2 separate regions of the Homo sapiens genome follow, and region 1 is linked to region 2. A link is an interaction called in ENCODE POLR2A ChIA-PET data of the cell type or tissue named here. Cell type or tissue: Panc1. All regions are shown on one strand.

Region 1 (2,500 bases), 130 kb after region 2:
TTGCTTTTTAAATTTTAGTTTAATTCTGTTTTGTGGATATGTGAAACATTTACATAGTTTCAGAGTTAAATCTGCAAAAGTCCATCCCCACCAACCCATATATAGTGGTATTGCTCATTCTTATTTACAACTTGAGAGTATTCTATTAGATATTTCCTTCAGGATATATCTATCATAAATATTTAATCAGCCAGTCTCCTGTTGATAGACATTTGGGTTGTTTCCAGTATTTTGCTGTTATAAGTAGGCAGCTATTTTTTTTTTTTGACATCTTCTAATTTGTTAACCCTTTAACTTTGCCCCAGTAGACAAACAGTATCCTCCCAATTGACTCTAATAACTACGTAAAGTATACGGGATGTTCAAAGATACAGTGTTGACCTTAGTTCATCAGCAGGCCCTTATTTTGAGCTCTGTTTGTGTATGTAGCACATAGCCCCTAACAGTGGGGATTAGAGAGACATATAAGAAGTGTGGGCCAGATACAGTGGCTCATGCTTGTAATCTCAGCATCTTCAGAGGCCGAAGCGGGAGGATTGCTTGAGCCCAGGAGGTCGAGACAGCCTGGGCAACATTGTGAGACTGTGTCTCTACAAAAAATAAGAAAAAAAATTAGCCAGGCATGGTAGTGTGCACCTGTGATACCAGGTACTTAGGAGGCTGAGGTGGAATGATCACTTGAGCCCAGGAGGTCAAGGGTGCAGTGAGCCGAGATTGCTTGCACCACTACATCCCAGCCTGGGCAACACAGCAAGACACTATCTCAAACAAACAAACAAAAGGAAGCGTCATAGAGCACACTGGCTATTTTGAATGTTTAAGGAAGTTTAATAAAAATGGAGCTCTTGGGAAATAATTTTTAGTAAGACTTGAGATGAGTCTTAATAGTTGAGTTAACATTTAGGTTATTCTTTTCAGTGTCATCATTGCTTCATCCTGTTCAGGTAGGGAAGCATTTTAATCTTGGCTACTTCAAATCCCTTTATAAGAAGGATTACCTCTATGATTAGGAGATCGTTTATTAGCTCCTGCTATACTCTAGCTTATGGAGTCACATGATGTTTAGTCAGATAGCTTCCCTTAGGCAAGGCCCAGAAACCCACTTGGAAGGCCAGTCTGTAGTGCAGGAGGCAGCCTGGTGCAATGGATGGAGCCTAGCAGTGTAAGGGACTGCTGCTGTGTTGTATTTTAATTCCCTGAGGTCTCTATCATGAGATTTTAGGCCTAGCCTCAAGACTTTTCTACTTGCCCTTGCCTTTGGCTTTAGCACTGGTCTTCATTGTTTTTGAGACATTTGTCTTTTGTGACTATTATTCTGGGACAGGCCCTTATTCATCTCCTCATTTCTTGCTCAGTTTCAGGCAGTACATCCAGCAACCCAGAAACCAGCAATTGCTCAGTTCCCTGTGGTGTCCCAAGGAGGCTCTCAACAGCAGCTAATGCAGAATTTCTACCAGCAGCAGCAGCAGCAGCAACAACAACAGCAACAGCAACAGCTGGCCACAGCCCTGCATCAACAACAGCTGATGACTCAGCAGGCTGCCTTGCAGCAAAAGCCCACTATGGCAGCAGGACAGCAGCCCCAGCCACAGCCAGCTGCAGCCCCACAGCCAGCCCCTGCCCAGGAGCCAGCGGTAAGAATCAACCAGAGCTCAGAGCACAAAAGCAGCAGAGGAATGTGCAGCGAGAGCTAGGGGAAGGGTGGGAAAGATGGCAGCAGCTGATGAGGGTCCAGGTTGCTTTCCCACCTGGGTGGTTCAATTATTTGATCTTTCCTTGATATATCCAAGAATAGTATGGATGTTCTATAGAAGATAGAGGTTTTTTTAAAAAAGGATTCTAGGCTACTGATGAAGAGCCTTCTTAATTTTTATCACTCTGAAACTAGGCTAGCAGGAAGATCTGTTCATCATCTCTGTCTGTGTCACTTTGAACAGTCAAGGACCTAGGCAGGATTAAAGCTAATCCCTTTCTCTTCTTCAAGGGGCAGTTTGATCCATTGTGCCCTTTCCAGGCCCTGGGTCCTCCATGTTGTGTTTATTCTTTGTCTTGGATGACATTACTAATCACATTATTTAAGTTTACCATGCAGCTCCCGTCAAGGGCCTGCTTACCTGAGACCATTCACCCTGGTGTAATCCCCCTGGGTACCAGAGCATCTGAGTATCCAGTCATTTGAGCCATCTTATCAATTTAGAAATTGGGCATGTCCACTTTTAGATATTGGCTGAGTATGGCATCAGAACCCCTCGTCTGATTGTCCTCTACAGTTTCAACACACACGGGCACATCATGCTTTGGCCTGTGATAAGTGGATTTTTTTCTGTACTCTTATTTTTCTGAGTGATAGTGATAGAAAATGTTATGGTGTTAGAAAAAGACATTTTGCATACCCAGCTGGTAGAGTGTCACAGCTACCCTGTTACTCCCAGGGAAGTCTAACTACTAGAGGAACAAAGGAAAAGTAAGAAGCCATCTTTCTGCTGGGCACAGTGGCCTC
Region 2 (2,500 bases):
GATACAAAAACCACCAAAAGCTCCTTGAAGGCAAGGAGTGTAACTATTTTGTTTATTGTAATAAACTTTCTAAAGTCTAGCACATGGTGCTTAATAAATATTTGTTTACTGGATCAGTGAATGGAGAACAAATCAATATCAATCTCCTGGAGGGTACTTTGGCTCTCTAGCTGTAAAAACATTCATACCTTTTGACCTAATTATTCCATTTATAACAACGTAGCCTTAGAAAGAAAATCATGGGGCCAAGCACGGTGGCTCATGCCTGTAATCCCAGCACTTTGGGAGGCTGAGGTGAGTGGATCACCTGAGGTCAGGAGTTCAAGACCAGCCTGGCCAACATGGTGAAACCCTGTGTCTACAAAAAATACAAAAATTAGCCGGGCATGATGGCGGGTGCTTGTAATCCCAGCTATTCAAGAGGCTGAGGTGGGAGAATCTCTTGAACCCGGGAGGTGGTGGCTGCAGTCAGCCGAGATTGTGCCATTACACTCCGGCATGGAAGACAGAGTGAGACTCCGTCTCAAAAAAAAAAAAAAAAAAAAAAAAAAAAATCAGGCCAGGCACAGTGGCTCACACCTTTAATCCCAGCAGTTTGGGAGGCTGATGCGGGTGGATTGCTTGAGTTCAGGAGTCCAAGACCAGCCTCGGCAACATGGTGAAACCCTGTCTCTACAAAAATAAAAAAATAAAAAAATAAAAAGCCAGACGTGGTGGTGTGAGCCTGTAGTTCCAGCTACTCAGAAGGCTAAGGTGAGAGGATTGCTTGAGCCCAGGAGGTCGAGGCTGCAGTGAGCTGAGGTTGTGCCACTGCACTCCAGCCTGGGCGGTAGGGCGAGACACTGTCTTAAAAAAAAAAAAAAAAAAAAAAAAAAGAAAGAAAATCAAAGAAGCACACAAGAGAATACAAGAGAATATTCATTCTAATCATATAAAAAGTAACATTTAAAAATAAAACATTTGACAGTAAAGCACTGATTACTAAGCAACTACTAAAAGAATATTTTTAGAGAATATACAATGAAATAGGAAACTATGGAATGAAAAAAATAAAATATAAATATATAATGTGATCTAATATAGTAAAAAAGGTACTTATATATGGAAACATGCTAAAAGGAAATTGATCAAAATGTCAATAGCAATTATCGCTGAGTGGTAGAATTATAGCTGATTTTTATTTTCTTCTATCTACTTTCTTCAATGAGCACATAATTACTTTCTTAAACAAAATCCAAAACCAAAATCAACTGGAAAATAAGAAGACAAGGCTCAGTTTAAAAGAGAAAATTAGGCTGGGCGCGGTGGCTCACACCTGTAATCCCAGCACTTTGGGAGGCTGAGGTGGGCAGATCACCTGAGGTTGAGAGCTCGAGACCAGCCTGACCAACATGGAGAAACCCCATCTCTACTAAAAATGCAAAATTAGCTAGGCGTGGTGGCACATGCCTGTAATCCCTGCTACTCAGGAAGGCTGAGGCAGGAGAATCGCTTGAACCTGGGAGGCGGAGGTTGCGGTGAGCCAAGATTGTGCCATTGCACTCCAGCCTGGGTAACAGAGCAAAACTCCATCTCAAAAAAAAAAAAAAAGAAAAGAAAGAAAGAAAATTAAAAATTAAAAAAATCAAGAAACGTCTTTTTTTTTTTTTTTTTTTTTTGAGACTGAGTCTTACTCTGTCTCCCCAGATGGAGTGCAGTGGTGCACTCTCGGCTCACTGCAAGCTCCGCCTCCTGGGTTAAAGTGATTCTCATGCCTCAGCCTCCCGAGCTGGTATTACAGGTGCATGCCACCATGCCCGGCTAATTTTTGTATTTTTAATAGAGACGGGGTTTCACCATGTTGGCCAGGCTGGTCTTGAAGTCCTGACCTCAAGTGATCCACCTGCCTCGGCCTCCCAAAGTGTTGGGATTACGGGCATGAGCCAGCATGCCTGGGCAAGAACTGTCATTTTTTTAAAAAGGACATGGTTCTTACAAGTTCGCTTCTGCTAAACAGTGGTTCTCAAACTTGAATGTGTATTAGAATTACCTGAAAGGTTTGTGAACAGAAACTGCTGCCTCTGCCCCTCCCTCTTACTCAGTAGGTCTGGATGGGGCCCCAAAATTTGCATTTCTAACAAGTTCCACTTCGCTAAAAGACGGCAACATAGAAAGCCCATATGGTGTAATGAAAATGATGTGGGTTTTGAGGTCAGTCTTGGCTCTGCCCTTTTTAAGATGTTTTGTAGAAATAGTTGACAGACTCTAATCCTGCTCAGCCTCTGTTTCCACACCAATAAAAGTAATGCACACTTCATAGATGTATTGTGAGGGTTAAATGGTATGATTAAATACCCAACATAGTGCTTGACTCAGTTAAGGATTTTAATTAATGGTGGTCCCCTTTCCTTTGATTTCCTCAAAGATACAGCACACTGGGTTTATGGTAACATGATTTAGGTGTACCACAGGTCAAATCATTTCCTTCAAACTTAACAAACCATACATGTTCATCTGCTAC

What was found. Peaks named below come from ENCODE experiments on the same cell type or tissue, not always from the same donor. Only the 100,000 strongest peaks of a DNase experiment are listed, where the experiment ranks them.
Region 1: POLR2A ChIA-PET joins it to region 2 with 14 read pairs; 6 of 35 experiments call an interaction of 5 or more read pairs at or near these places.

The regions. Positions count from the first base shown.
Region 1 is chr2:69,513,605-69,516,104 of GRCh38, reverse strand. It overlaps AAK1 (AP2 associated kinase 1), which reads left to right. Exons shown (of 22, transcript NM_014911.5): 13 at 1,356-1,634. Among named protein-coding and RNA genes, the nearest start is that of SNORA36C, 5.3 kb to the left of the region's middle. In Panc1, no CTCF peak of the experiment used is centred here; no DNase peak of the experiment used is centred here.
Region 2 is chr2:69,647,979-69,650,478 of GRCh38, reverse strand. It overlaps a transcript of ANXA4 not described here. Among named protein-coding and RNA genes, the nearest start is that of AAK1, 5.5 kb to the right of the region's middle. In Panc1, no CTCF peak of the experiment used is centred here; no DNase peak of the experiment used is centred here; H3K27ac peaks cover 949 bases.